Linked DNA regions of Homo sapiens: region 1 is linked to region 2. A link is a loop called in an ENCODE intact Hi-C map of the cell type or tissue named here. Cell type or tissue: CD14-positive monocyte. All regions are shown on one strand.

What was found. Peaks named below come from ENCODE experiments on the same cell type or tissue, not always from the same donor. Only the 100,000 strongest peaks of a DNase experiment are listed, where the experiment ranks them.
Region 1: it touches region 2 in a loop (2.0-fold over the local background); 4 of 110 quality-filtered maps call a loop at or near these places.

The regions. Positions count from the first base shown.
Region 1 is chr12:104,459,542-104,467,541 of GRCh38, reverse strand. The region is part of intron 1 of CHST11 (carbohydrate sulfotransferase 11); the gene reads right to left. Among named protein-coding and RNA genes, the nearest start is that of CHST11, 6.6 kb to the right of the region's middle. RefSeq lists an enhancer at 4,557-4,606. In CD14-positive monocyte, no CTCF peak of the experiment used is centred here; DNase peaks (open chromatin) are centred at 3,961 and 4,391; H3K4me3 peaks cover 5,304 bases; H3K27ac peaks cover 6,379 bases.
Region 2 is chr12:104,746,636-104,754,635 of GRCh38, reverse strand. The region is part of intron 2 of CHST11 (carbohydrate sulfotransferase 11); the gene reads right to left. Among named protein-coding and RNA genes, the nearest start is that of MIR3922, 160 kb to the right of the region's middle. RefSeq lists enhancers at 2,958-3,007, 2,997-3,574. In CD14-positive monocyte, no CTCF peak of the experiment used is centred here; DNase peaks (open chromatin) are centred at 1,565, 2,855, 4,385 and 5,605; H3K4me3 peaks cover 1,836 bases; H3K27ac peaks cover 6,326 bases.

The DNA.
Region 1 (8,000 bases), 290 kb after region 2:
TACAGCTTATCTAAAGCCAAACTAAGCCTCCACCACCGCTAGAACTGGCACCAGGTTAACACTGTACTTTTACCCAGAGTTGACAATGGCAGGTTTGACAATAACCAATGACATTCAAGGCAGGTCTAGTCCTGGAGTTCCAAAATCCTAGTGGACACTGTGCCACAAAAGGGGTCCGGGAAGGAAACATCAGACTTCCCATTTTTTGTTCATCTAGACACCAGACCTTCCATTTTCAGTTAACCTAAAAAAATTTTAACTATATCAAGAATACAAATGGCCACAAACAACTCCATCTAACCTGTCATATCAAATTACATGTCAGTTATGAAACTCAGGCAGGTATCCTCAACCACAAAATGAACTGGAGTGACCACCTCAATAATTCCACCATTCTCAGCATATTTCAATGAATAACCATTTACAACTGAATCATAAGTAAATTTACAGATTATATTATCTACTTTTAACTATCCTATTCCTCACAAAATAGAACTGAGGCCTAAAGAGATCCCAGCCAAGAAACCACAACTTGAAGATAATTGTCACAATCCAGGCACACAAGAAAATGGCATTCCTCCCTCTTGAGTACTAGCTCTCCATTGTATCTTTGTGGACAACATTACAAGGTCAAAAGGATGAAAGAATCAGAATTGATAAAGAGTCAGCCAACGGAATTATCCAACAGATAACGACATAGGGGTTTGCAGTCACTAGTCAGAAAGGATCCTATCCTAGATATGTAGATAATGGTAGTAATATGCAGAAATTATTTATAAACAAAATATATTGAGGGATGGCTGCTCAAATATGTTTTACCAATAGGGTGTGGTGAGTATTGTGATTATTTGCTCATCGTTCATTCTACCCTCCTTCTAGAAAGCTTTCTAGCCTGCAGAGGCTGGTAATTGAAAAGCTGTATTTCCCAGGCTTCTTTGAAGCTAAGGTTCTAGATGTGAATTTGGCTCTCCCAAATAGAAGCACTCACTTGAGATTTAGAAAGCAGATGTGGGGCAGAGAGGCCATCTTCTTGCCTTTGGGGCTGTTTGGCCGCTGGCAAGCATGGAGATGGGGTCACGAGGGTTTTTTGCAACAGCATTATAGGGTCCACTCTCCGGCTTTGCCATCAATTTGTTCTTGAACTCAATAGTTCCAGACACAGTATCAGAGGGTGTAGCACCCCTAGTGAGTCAGTTTTGTTTTTTGTTTTTTGTTTTTTTTGAACAGCCATGCCAACATACGTTTGTTTATTAATTATTATATAAACTACTACCATTAGCTGGGAGACATTCCTGGAGCCCCATTCCTCCAGCCCCCTTATGCCTCTATAAGCACAAAATTCCCTCTAGTAAATATCTTTCTGCTTAAAATACCTAGACTGGTGCTGGACACGGTGGCTTATGCCTGTAATCCTAGCATTTTGGGAGGCCGTGGCGGGCAGATCACCTGAGGTCAGGAGTTCGAGACCAGCCTGGCCAACATGGTGAAACCCTGTCTCTACTAAAAATACAAAAATTGGCTGGGCGTGATGGCGGGCACCTGTAATCCCAGCTACTTAGAAGGCTGAGGCAGGAGAATCGCTTGAACCCAGGAGGCAGAGGAGCCAGACGGTGCCACTACATTCCAGCCTGGGCGACAGAGTGAGACTCTGTCTCAAAAAAAAAAATTAAATTAAATTAAAAAATAAAATATCTAGACTGATTTCTATTTCCTGCCCTGAAACACAGCAGAACAGAAGCAAAGAGATTTGGGAGACAAAGGGACTAGACCACAGCAGATGCTGTTTGTACATGACAATCCAACCTGGCTCCTCCTTCTGAGTTCTGCGCACATGGATTGGGTGGTGACCGAGGTGGAAAGGCTTATCTTTGAGAATCAATTATTTACTCTTTAAATGTTTCCTAGGCACCTCTGGGCCAGGGTCAGAGGCTATAAAGATGAACCTGACAGAATCCATGCCTTGCTATGTCAAAAGAGGAAGATGTACAAAAAAACAAACAACCACAGTACATTTCTAAAAGGGCCAGAAAAGAGAAATGACAAAGTCATGACAGCTCAGTAGCCTTGAAAGAAACAAAAATCCACATTGGTGATACTTTCCCTGGGCAATGTTTATGTCTATTTCTAGATGAACTTCCAGGTTCAAGCCTCAAGTTAAATCACTTACTTCCCACCCTCCCCATTCTAACTCTTAACCAACCTCATCGTTAATCAGACAAATACTAACTACAAGCCCTGGGCTCTGAAAATAAGTGCCAGGCAAAGTTAAAAAGACTTGGACAGACTGCATGCCAGTCTGGCCATTGAGAAGCAAGTACTCAAGACTAACCAGGTACTTTTGAGCCCTCAGACTCTGCATCTTGGAGGAATGCCATTTTTCATCACTTACTGAGGTTATGAAGTGTGCCACAGTTTACATAAAGTACTTTCACAATTTACAGAGGTGGCCTCAGAAGGCATCCATGGTGAAGGCACACTGCTATTTGATGGAACACTAAGAAACGAAACAGTTGCTCGTTAAAGGGCAGCACGGTGCTGAGATGCCATCAATCACAACACAAATTGCATAATCACTAAAATGTGAAAAAAATATGTTCTGGAATCAATAATACACAATAATTTATGGGGATAGGACATGGGAGACCCCAGACTAGGACTCGGGTCTTCCACTCCCAGAGCGCTGATCCATTTCATCGTTTTATTTTTATTGAGTGCTGATTTAAGTCTGGCACTTTTTCTGGATATTTTTATTAACAAATGCCACCGATTGCACCCTGAAGATATTACGAATTTCCCACTACAAGCTCAGTCAAAATTTTTCTCAAATCTCTTTTTCAGATCTCTTCATTACTGCTTTAAAAATTGGAAATGGGACTGGGTGTGTGGCACACCTGTAAGTCCCAGCTGCTTGGGAGGCTGATGATGTAGGAGGATCCCTTGAGCCCAGGAGTTCGAGGATGCAGTGAGCCGTGATCTCACCACTACACTCCAACCTGGGCAATAGAGCAAGGCCCTGTTTTTAAAAATAAAGATAAATTTTAAAAAATTGAAAAAGGAGATGGTCTAGTTGGGGGTCAAGGGGGAGCAGGTGGTAGAGGGGAGATGGGACTTATATGGTGACCACTTAACCAAAGTACACTACCGGCTGCCCAAAGATGAGCACAAATGTGCAAGTAGAGCTGGGCACAGTGACTCACACCTCTACCAGCACTTTGGGAGGCCGAGGAGGGTGGATCACTTAAGGTCAGGAGTTCAAGACCAGCTTGGCCAACATGGCAAAACCCAGTATCTATTAAAAATGCAAAAATTAGCCAGGTGTGGTGGTGCATGCCTGTAATCCCAGCTACTCAGGAGGCTGAGGCAGGAGAATTGCTTGGGCCCAGGAGGCAGAGGTTGCAGTGAGCCCAGATTGCACCACTGCACTCCAGCCTAGGTGACAGAGCAAGACTCCACCTCAAAAAAAAAAAAAAAAAAGTGCAAGTAGGAGACTTCATTTTCAATCTTGCTACATTGCTTCCACCCTTATTCCTTGCCTCCCTGCCCCAAGAGACCTCTGCTCAAGCTTCTGCAGCGCTTCCCTCCCATCTACAGTTAAACCCAAGGCTCAAAACAATTGTCTCTCTCCGACTTGTCTCTCCCCACTGTGGTTGTTGGCTGCCTCCGTCCCTCTGCTCTGGGCACTCTGACCACCTTGCCATGCGTGTTCTTGCCTCAGGGACCAGATTTGACTTGTGTTGCTCTCTGCCTGGAACATGGCCGGCTCCTTCATTTCCTGCAGGTGTCTGCTCTCAGTGTCATCTTATCAATGACATTCCCTAATTACCTCTATATTATATTGCAACCCCTGCCTCTCACACCCCTCAACCATCTTCTCTGTTTTGTTTTTCTCTTAACACCATCTGATATACCATATATGTCACTTCTGCATTTGCTTAAAGTCTGTCCGCCCCACTAGAATCTAAGTTCCATGAAGGCAGAGATGTATGTATGTGTTACATCTCCAGTGCCAAGAACAGTATCTGGCACAGAGTAGAAGAAAGGAAAAGAGAGAGAGACAGACAGACAGGGGGCTGGGGAGGAGGAGAACAAGTCTGCTTGTAAGTTTCAATCACTCACATTGGATCTAAGATGCATCAAATTACAAGTTCTAGGAAATTTTAACTGACAGATCAGATTGTTCATAGGAAGAACTGCCTCCCCTTTTATTTGTTATAAAGGTGGTGTCCCAAAAATTCAAAAGAAAAACTAAAAAGAAAAAAAAATGAATCAGCAGAATGACTTCTGGTTTTCCTCAGAGTCTGAACTTAGAAGAGGCCTGCTGGCAATGACTTTCATGAGAGCCTTTTTCACTTGACCTCCAGACTAAAGAGAGGTCCTTTTGGTGGGTTTAAGAAGGGAAAGGGTGGTGCCTTTGCTTATGAGCCTTTGACTTCCTGTTTTGAAATGACTGTGCTGATAAAGCTATGAACAAAATGATCTTTCAACCAGACAAATACTGACAGCAGATACCTCTGCTGAAGGATGGATTCCCTCACCCCTCACCCCACGGAAACCCCCAAACCACCCTTTCTGTGGTGCCTGATCACCCCTTTTTATTTTGGAAGGCAATGAAAATGAGGACTGTAACAATCAAAGGAGATCACCTACATCTGTCTCATCTGAGCACAGCAATGAAAATGCTCCATCGAGGTGCAAACATTTAAATGATCAAGGAGAGACCCCATGCTAAAAATGTCTTCTCCTTCAGTTATTTTTTTACTTGTTAATTTTTATAGGTACATAGTAGTTGTATATATTTATGGGGTACATGAGATCCTTCAGTGATTCAATGCTGTTTTCAGAATTCATAACAGTCTCATATTTGAGACCCTCTTGACACCTTTTCAATGGAAGTTTCAGGTGTATAACATAAGAACAGCCCCTACAAATTGGTAAGACTCCAAACTATTCCATGTATAAGCAAAAAGATTCTGTAACGTAACATTAAATTTGTGCAACCACAGCAAAAAAAATAATACCAGACTGACATCCTGCAAAGGGGTAGGGTGGGAGGTGGAGACACATGCAAGTCTATACATTTAAACAGTTATGGTTAAACTTTGTCTTTAACTTTAATAACTAGTTGTGACAATGATGTATTTGTCTAAAATACTTATTATCAAACAGGATACAAAATGCATGATGTTATCTCAACTATGTATATGCATTTTGCATAGTTGAGAAAAATACAGAATATATAAATATATATAAATATATTCTATAATATATTTTTAAAGTACCAGTTGCCTCTTGGTGGTGGAATAATGATTGTTTTTCTTCTATACCTCCTAAATTTTCTTTTTTTCTTTTCTTTTTCTTTTTTTTTTTTTTTTTTGAGATGGTGTTTAACTCTTGTTGCCCAGGATGGAATGCAATGGCACAATCTCAGCTCACTGCAACCTCCGCCTCCCTGGTTCAAGTGATTCTGCTGCCTCAGCCTCCCAAGTAGCTGGGATTACAGGCGTGCACCACCACGCCCGGCTAATTTTTTTTGTATTTTTAGTAGAGACGGGGATTCACCATGTTGGTCAGGTTGGTCTCAAACTCCCAACCTCAGGTGATCCACCTGCCTTGGACTCCCAAAGTGCTGGGATTACAGGTGTGAGCCATCGCACCTGGCCACCTCCTAAATTTTCTAAAATGAGCACATGTTATGTTTACAATTCGTTTAAAATTATAATACAAAATGCATTTTAGGTTCAACCTGATCAAGTGAAAGTGCAAGGGGGTAAAATGAGACATCTTTAAATAAAGGATATAATCTTTCAATACATTCAACCGAGGCAAAGAAATCCCAGGTGACAGTGAAAATAAACATTTTGCAAAAATAAAAATAATAGAGAGGAAGCAGACAGGAGAGAAAAGGCTTTCTCCTCTGAAGGCTTCTTTCTATGAACAGTAGATTTCAAACAAAAACCACAATCCTATGGAGTAACACAAAAGGAAGGTTCTGAAGAGCTGCCTTTACACACTCTGTGCCAATGCAGCCTGGGGGGCCTCTCAGCTTTGCACTGCATGACACAGCTCCATCAAAACCCAGCCATCTGGGGCAGGTATGCAAGACATTTTAATGCAAGCTGATGAACTTGCATAGGAAGCATTCATTGGTGAACTCAAACCTGTGTAGAAATCACAGGTATATGGTTCCATTCTCCCTAGCTTTAGGAATAGTTCACGGCCATAGAAGGTGTCTGTTCTATGGATGGATTTCCTTAGAATCCATCTAAGTGGCTAAACAAGACCAACCTTCTCCAGAATCCAGGACACAGAGCAGTGCCTCAGCTGCCTACACCTCACGGGCTGCAAATTTAGGTCACGGTGAAAGCTCCTGTCTGGCGCCTGATTAGTTTAAACTGGGTCCGTGTCACAGTTCAGGAAGGCAGGAAGTTTCCCCACCAGACAGAGCCAGAGTTATTGACCAGGCATTCTTGGCAAGGCTAGAAGTGACCTTCCTGAAAACCAGAGAAGTGGGTCTACTTCTGGAGTTTAACCACTTCATGCATTCATCCAGCAAACATTCTATTGAGAACCCACTGTTGTCAGACACCGTGCAAAAAACATCGGGATTAAAATGGAGTCTAAAACCTGGTCCTTGCCCTATAAAATATTCTTAAGGAAGACTATTAACTCAGAGTATCAAAAACTTCTAAATGTAACTATCCTACTGACAAGGCCCACTTCTGCTAAACCCTTGTGCAACTGATGACCAATTACTCAAATTTGCAAATTAATCAATTCTATGAATTAGAAAAGATAATGGGCCCCAGATTAGAATCAGAGAGAGGGACAGCCAGCCTTGCCAGCTGTCTCCTTTTTGTCTCTTTTTTTTTTTTTTTTTTGAGACACAGTTTCACTCTGTCGCCCAGGCTGGAGTGCAGTGGTGCCATCTTAGCTCACAGCAACCTCTGCCTCCTGGGTTCATGCTATTCTCATGCCTCAGCCTCCGGAGTTCCTGGGATTACAGGCGTGTGCCACCACACCCAGCTAATTTTTGTATTTTTAGTAGAGATGTGGTTTCGCCATGTTGGCCAGGCTGGTCTCGAACTCCTGAGCTCAAGTGATGCACCCGCCTCAGCCTCCCAAGGTGCTGGGATTCCAGGTATGAGCCACCGCGCCCTGCCTTCCTTTTTTTCTTTCTCTCCCTCCTCTCATACCCTCCAGCCACCAACGAAGCCTGGAACCCATTGCTTTTGCAATACTATTTTTCTATTTCACATGTAGGTATCTGGAACCCCTGCCAGAGGCCTCCAAATTTTTAGCTACACAATCCGTGCCATGCTGTGGTCCCTTCTGCCTCTCCCAGGGTGATCTGGAGAGACAGAAACTGCAGAGCCAGGCTGAAGGATCAGCTCTCCTTACCCCCAAGATACTTCAGAGAAGCAAGGATCTTTAACTTTTAAAGAAATTCAAACCAGTGAAAGAGATTCCACATCAGTGGTCATTAACAGTGTAGCTTAATAAAATGAACCCCTCAAAAAGAAAATGTTTAATGTAGATTTGAAAGTATATTTTTATGCCCCGTGTAATGATAAACTGTTGACACAGAGCTTTTGTGGACTGTAAGTAATCTGAAATAAGGAAGGCCTTTCAACTGAACTATCTGTAATTCTACATTCAACACAATGTTTTGAAAGTAGTATTTGCTATGGACTGGAGGGAAATATCAGAAAAGTATATTTATAGAGATCTAAATAATAAACAATGGGAGAAAATAGGACTAGAGGGGGACATAAAGGATGGGGCAGGATCATCGACAGAGGATCTTTTTCAGCACAAGCTTAGAAAAGGTTCTCTGCCTCTTCCAAAAGGCTAGGCTGAAAAGATATGATGTCACTTTCAAGTCAACTTAAGACTAACAAGGGCTGGAAATTTTCACAAAGTGACAATTACAAGTTGGAAGTTTCTTTCTAGTATCTTTGGCTAGAAAGTTATTTCCCAATTCTCACAAAGAATTCCATGAC
Region 2 (8,000 bases):
GTTCTTTGAATGGGGGCTGGCTGTGACTTGCTCTGATGAGTAGAATGAGGTAGAAGCAACGATGAACACGTTCTGAAGCCTATTAGGAAGCCCTGCAGTTCCTAGCCTTCACGCTGTTGGAACGCTGCCCTGAGACAGTCATGCTATGGAAAGACCTGTCCAGCCTCCTGGAGGATGAAGACTGGGGCACTGCAGACCAGCACCAACTGCCAGCCATCCACGGACCACAGTGATGTGAATGATCCCAGGTGAGACCAGCAGACCTGCCCGATTACCTACCCACAGAGCTGTGGCAGGTGACATATCAGTGCTGTGTTAAGCCACTAAGTTTTGGGGTGATTTGTTGCCCAGCAATAAATAACTGCAACAGGAGAGCTGAAAAACAGGAGAGCTGAGGGTCCTAGCCGGGATACGATGCTGAGACCCTCAGCCAGATTCCAGAGAAGCAAGGGCACCATATATATATTTTCGGGTTCCACTTGGTAAAACCAGCTTGGCCTGGAGTTTCCCAGCTTGGAAATAACTGGCAAATTACCGACCTCTGGTTATTCACAGACCAAATGCCACCACTCAACAAATTTATCCCCACTATAAAGGGCAGAGCAATAATCTATATGTGCAAAGAGGCCTGGGCTACTGAACCACGGATCCAGTTTGCATGTTATTATGACCCAAATATGGGGCCTGGGCCTTTCTTGGCCTTTGTTTCCTTGCCTATGCAAAGGAGATCCTCACTCCGATGCCTTGTTAGGCTGGTGTGAGGACTATAAGGTGTGTACTCCGTGGCCTGAACACAGTAGATACGCAATCAGTATTATTTCTTCCTTTCCTCCCTCTCTAGGCTGCCCCTGCCTTGCCTGTAGAAAGAGGCAGTTAGATTAGCTGACTGCCGGGGTCTTGGCCACCTTTAATGTTGGGTAGAGCCCAGTTTCTTCCAGGGTAGCCAACTGGTGGCCATGTATTCTTTTCTGGGTCCCACAGAGAATCTTCCAGAATATTCTTCCTTAGTGCCTGGGTATTGTTTTGTCTTGCTGAGATTTTGCCACAAAGGCTCAATGCCCAGTGGTCATGGGTCCCCATCAATCCAAATCTCCAGTGATGCTATTTTTTAGTTCTCCAAGTATAAGTGACACTAGGCATATGCCAAGAAATATCAAAAGCAAGCTGCAGAATTTTCTAATTTTCCCTCCTGCACAGTATATATCAGGATGATGATGACACCTAACACTGACTGGGTGAGTGCTCGTTGTGAGCCAGGTAATGCTCTTCATGCTTCACACTGACTAACTTCTTTAATGCAATCAGTAATAACGGAGATTATTAGGATCTCCATTTTACAGCTGAGGATCCGTCAGACGCACCAACACATGAATGAGAACGTGGAAAACGATTTGTGGAGCACTCCTTGTTCACTACCTTGAGGAGATTCTCCCAACATTTGTAAAGCTGTGGTGGTCTCGGCATTGCCTTCTGTCAACGAGGAAACAGGCTGAGACAGGCAAAGTGACTGCCCAAGGTGCCTCCTTCTAAGAGAAGCAGAACTGTGACTTGAGCCAGAGTGTGTGACTCAGATCTATGCTTGTCACACCATTCTGGCATGAAGTGTCTGCCTTATCAAATAGAGGTACCACAGAGCAGGAACTTTGTCTTTCCATAGCGATATCCCCGGTGCTTGCAAAAGTGCCAGCCCCATAGGAGATGCTCCATAAGTGTTGGTTGAGTGAATGAATGAATGAATGGCTTAATAATCTCTGTAGGGATACTTGATCTGTAAGCAGGAAGACCCCTCTAGTTAAAGAAATTTCTAGGCCAGGCGTGGTGGCTCAGGCCTGTAATCCCAGCACTTTGGGAGGCAGCAGCGGGCTAATTACTTGAGGTCAGGAGTGTGAGACCACCCTGGCCAACATGGCGAAACCCCATTTGTACTAAAAATACAAAAAATTAGCTGGGCGTGGTGGCGGGTGCCTGTGATCCCAGCTACTCGGGAGGCTGAGGCAGGAGAATTGCTAGAACTCAGGAGGCGGAGGTTGCAATGAGCCGCGATCGCGGCACTGCACTCCAGCCTGGGCGACAGAGTGAGACTCTGTCTCAAAAATACATAAATAAATAAATAAATAAATAAATAAATAAGTAAATAAATTTCCCAATTGTTTGTTGATTATCATAAAGTTCTTTCATAGAGCTGTACTGTGACAAATAATGTCCCTCCCAAATTCATGTCCACCCAGAACCTCAGAATGTGATTTGATATGGAAATAGGGTTTTTGCAGGTGTAATTAGTTAAGATGAGATGATACTGGATTAGGGTGGGCCCTGACCCAATGGGTGGTGTCCTTATAAGAAGAGAAAGCAGAGACACAGAGACACGCAGGGAGAATGCCACGTGAGGACAGAGTCGGAGACTGCAATGATGTGTCTCCAGGCCAAAAAATGCCAAGGACTGCCGGCCACCACCAGCAGCTGGGAAGAGGCAAGGAAGGATCCATTCCTCTGGAGCCTTCAGAGAGAGCATGCCCTGCCAACAGCTTGATTTCAGACTTCTGGCTTCCAGGACTGTGAGAGAATACATTTCCTTAGTTTTAAGCCACTCAGTTTGTGGTAATTTGTTATGATGGCCTCAGGAACCTAAAAGAGGAGGTCAATCATTCAAGTGATAACTTTGAGCAAGTTGGTACTAAACTATAAGTTTAAAGAGAAGATAACATCATATAAGAGGCTATTTTATATAGAAGAATAAGGACAGTGTATTAGGGTACTTGTAAAGTACAGTGAAGATAAGATTTGAAATAAGAAGGTCTGGGCTTGATCCTGGGCAAGAGCCTTACCCTTCTGAGTCTCAGTTCCTCTATTTGCAAAATGGGGATAGTACCACCTACCCCGCAGGGGTGGTGACTACAGCAAATAAGGTACATTTCAGCATTCAGTAAATAAGATCAACTCTAGTACAGGATTTGGACAAGGTATGGCACAAAACAGGTAGTTAATACGTAGGCATTCTTTTATCAAAGAAGAAAAAAGAAATCTGAAAAAGAACGCCTGGATAGGAATCTCAAAGACAAATTTCACCAGCTCTGTAATTTTGTTGCAGGTCAGCCCTAGGTCACTGGATTCAATTAATAATTATTTTGAATAGGAAAACTCTGACCTTTGCAATTCATGACTTCTTAGCCGATGTATTCATCACCCTAAGAGAAGCATTCATGGGCCTCTTGGGCTATTGAACAATGCCATTAAACAAAACCAAACCTGTGTTTAAAGGAAATGAAAGGACTAGGAAGGAAACAGGGCCCATCAATTCTGCCATTTGAATCACTAAGGACAATTCTGAAGGCAATAAGTTACTAAGATGAGCAGAGAAATAAGGGGATCTCCCCCTCATCACCCTCCCAACCTCTTTTGAGCTGGAGACAATTTTCTGGCCACCTGAATCCCCAGGGAGGTAGCATGCCAGTTAATACTGCATTCAGGACCACAAAGGCAGGAAAAATGGAAATGACACCAGCATATCATTTTACATTCAGTTGCAGAGGCGGAAAATAACTCAGTGGGGCTTTTAAACCTGGTATTTGAGGTTTCTTTCCCCTCCATTTCCTTCTTCTCCACAGCAGTTTAAGGGGCAAATGGTGCACCTGCCACAACAAGGCACACACAGTTTCCCCTCAGGAAGACTCTGGGGTAGGGGTCAAGAGAATGCTTCTCAAATCCAAGAGAGAAATTCACCTGGGCCTCTACTATTAATGTTTTTAAAAATACATTTTAATTGGTTTTTATAATTTTTTAATTTTAAAATAATTTCAGGTGACAGTAAGCACCTTGTCTCAAAAAATAAAAATATTTTCAGACTAGTGTTGATTTAAATTATTAAAAATAAAATGGTACTAAAATGTGCACAAGCCAGGCACGGTGGCTCACATCTGTAATCCCAACATTTAGGGAGGCTGAGGCGAGTGGATCACCTGAGGTCAGGAGTTCGAGACCAGCCTGGCCAACATGGTGAAACCCTGTCTCTACTAAAAATGCAAAAATTAGCCGGGCATGGTGGCAGACACCTGTACTCCCAGCTACTGGGGAGGCTGAGGCAGGGGAAAATCACTTGAACCCGGGAGGCAGAGGTTGCAGTGAGCCAAGATTGCACCATTGCACTCCGGCCTGGGTGACAGAGCGAGACTCAGTCTCAACAAAAAAAAAAAAAAAAAAAAAAAAAAAAGTGCAGAAATATAAAACCAGGTACACAACTACAAGTTCAAAACAAACATAAACATTCAAATGCACAACATTAACATGAGGGGTGATGTTTTACTGGAACTAAAGCCCTGCCTGAAACCACGCAGATGCTTGCTCACTGCTGTGGGTCAGGGTGTTTGGAGTAGAGCTTCCCTTTCTGTGCTGCATGAGGACTCGGTTTCCTTACCACTTCCTCATTCCTAGTTACTGTGAAACTCGGCACGCTGGAATCTCATTTGACCTTTACTTGGTAAAAGCTCATCATGTATATATTTTCCTTTTCTGCTCATTTCCAATTAGCCCAAGACAATAAAAATGGAGCTACACGGAACCACCAAGAACATCAATGAACACAGGCACCACGACTTCATATGGCAGAACTAGGTTATCCGGGGCAGACCTGATGATCCAGAAATGGATAATCATTTTTCAAAAGATTATCACCAAAATAAAAACACTCAATCAATAAAGTTCTTCTATGGAACTCTAGACTCCTGGGGGTTCTATCTGTGGACTTCTTGAACCTTGGTTTATGAAACCTGGAGTAAGGACAGCCCTGGACAGGCCAGACGGAAGAGAGGAATTCTTTGCCACCATGTCAAAATGGGGCAGGAGAGATTTCTGATGACAGCCTGGCTCCACCAGGGCTCAGAAGAGCTTTTGTAACTGTCATAACCCCTCAGCAACTAACACGTTCCCTGAGCACAGTTCCGGAACTACTGATGGGACCAACAGCTCTGGGGACATCAGGAAGACAAGAGAGTGAAGAAGACTCACTCATTAATGAAGAAAAACCCGTTCCCTCATAGTAAAAGAGAATGCCCAAATTTTCCAACCAAGTTTGATCAATTTTACAAAGAAAGGACTTGTTGATCTGACAATTATCTGAGCTGTGAGATCAATGTCTTTCTTCTTACATTCCCTTTCTCTCCCCTCTTCTTGTTTGCTTTCTCAAAAGGTTTTGAAGAGACCATAACAAAGGACATATGTGCAGTATGAAATAAAAATAGAAAAAAAATATTCTATGAGGGCTGGGATTTAGAATCTCAATTGGCTGTGGGCTTCCTAGCAGCAAGGACAAAAGGGGAAATATGATTAAATCTTCTTGCTCTAGTTATCAGAAAAGAGAAACATTCCAGTTGTTTGGAGAGGAACATGCACAAGATTTCAAAGGACTCGGAAAATTCAGTGCAGGAGGGAGATTCTTGGATTCAGTTTGCCTGTGTTGGGGTATTTGGAGGGTTGCTTTCTTCAGCTGACTGAATAATGCCACGATTCACTTCCACCTAAGGTCAACAGAAAGCTTCCTCATGTATGGAACACTTTCACACATACCACATCCCATTTAAGGAACCCGTTGGGACTCTTCCAGAGGCTGCAGAGCCTACTAAAAGAAAGTTTATATTTAGCCGACCAGTCCCTACTCCAACCATGCGTCATTCTCTCCTGGGCTGGCTACCCCTGAGTACTAATCATACTTCATGCCAGTGGTTCTCAAACTTGAGCCTACATGAACGTTATTACCTGGAGGGCTTGTGAGAACACAGCTTGCTGGGTTCTCCTCCCAGAATTTCTGACTCAGCAGGTCTGACAGGCCTGAGAACCTGCATTTCTAGCAAGCCCCCAAAGTGTTTGGGCCGCCATAATAAATACCACAGACCAGGTGGCTTAAACGACAGAGATTTATTTTTTCACAGTTCTGGAGGCTGGGATTTAAAGACTAAGGTGCCGGGTGGGGCTGGTGTTCCCTGAGGCTTCTCTCTTTGGCCTGTAGATGTGCCTTGCTTGCTGCCTTCTCACACGGCCATCTCTCCCCCGACTCCACTCCCCAGGTGTCTCTTCCTCTTAATCTCCCCCCTCCCCCCTCCAGCCCCCACCGGGCATGCGCTCCAGGTGTCTCTGCCTCTAATAAGGACACCAGTCAGACTGGATCAGGGCCCCACTCAAAAGTCCTCATTTTCCCTCAATCCCCCATTTAACAGTCCTTTCTCCAAATACAGTCACCTCTGGAAGTCCTGGGTGTTGAGAATTCAACGTATGAATTTGGGAGGGACACAATTCGACCCCTATAACACCAGGAGATGCTGATGCCGCTGGACTAGGAACCAAACTTTGAGAACCACAGCTTTATACTATTTGGAAATGACTGTAATCTAATGTCTTTCACCAATTCACAGCTATACTTAATTACAAAACACAGAACCCAGGTTCGCCATCTGCTGCCGACAGACTCCTAGATCCACCCCCAGCCCCAGCCTCCAACTCCCTTCATCTCGCTTTGATCTCTCAAAAGTATAAATTAGGTCAGAGGAGGGCTGATTCTAGGAAACCGTGAACATGGCTCCGGGCTCTGGGCTGTGTCCTGCATTCTCGTTTAGATGTCTATTTTTAATTTGGACATTTATAAAAGGCAACCATAATTAGTTTAAGTAACAAATTTAGGGACTGTTTGAAAAAGTCTTTAAAATTTTACTACGTTTCATCTTAAAAGGAAGAGCTGGTTTCCCTTAAATTAAAACATTACTGCAGCGTTTGCAATTTCCCTCAGACACAAGAACCCAAACAGGAGGAAGAGAGGTCGCCCCCTTTGACTGTCTCGGGGTGGGCAGAGTCGGGGGACATGCAGGCAAATAGACCCAGAGAAACAGGTACATTTGGAAGCATTAAGTGACTGAGGGTTTTCTGAATCTGCCTTTAACAACTGTTAGCTTGGGTCTAGCCTCAGTTTCTCCACTTAAAAATCTGAATGCAAAACCCCTCTCAGCATGTCAGTTGTGCTGCCATCATCTTTCTGTTTCAGAATTGGGGGAGGGGGAGGAGCACCTGATGAGCTGATTTGCTCTGATTATATGACGTTTCTTTCTGGCAGAGGAATTACTAAACTCTCATGAAAAGGGCTAGTCATGAGGAATCACCGAAGACACCACATCCACAGCAAAAAAAGGGTCACATATTTATACTAGCTACCATATATTGAGCACTTACTATGTACCAGCTACTGTTGATCTTCACACTCTATGAGGTAGGTATCATTAGTATTTTCAACTTGTGGATAAGGAAACAGGCACAGGGAGAATAATTAACTTGCTCAAGCTCAGGGAGCTAGGAACCGGGTCTGGGGTTCGAGTCCAGGCAGACTGTGGTCTGAGACCCTGCATGGTGCAGCCTCCTGGGGTCTGGAGACCCACCCGGGAGTTATCGGCTCCCGGGCAGCCGCTGGAGGCGTGGGTCTCAACCCTAGCAGCTCACTGGGATCATAGGAGAGCTTTAAACACTGAGGACTGAGTCCCACCCCAGAGATCTGTTATATTTAATTGCTCCTGGAAATCTGAGGCTGCCCGGGTGGGACTCCACTATTTCAGGGGCTCCAATGCCAGGAGCTATAAGCTAAAGCAAAGAACTGGACTGGAGTGGTGACCGGCATATGATCTTGGGCCAGTTTCACCTTCCTGGTCCTCAGGTTTAAGATAGGGGACTTTTCATTCAGTAGAGCCAGGGGTCAAAGGTCTAGAAGGTCACAGGTCTCAGACATCTTTGGGTGCATTTTAGGGGAAGCACTAAGAATTACATAATGCTCAAAACCTCTTAGGTTTAGAAAAGAAAGGAGAAAAATATTGGGCCTTTAAAGAAACGATCTGGTCTGGACCTGGTACAAAACGTAAAGGGTTTAGGAAAGAAGTGGCTTCATGTTAACTGACATTAACGTTGTCAGGGAAATTGGTTTCTCTGGATTGTAACTTGTCACTAGGGAAGCACCTGTTTGACTGCAAGGAACA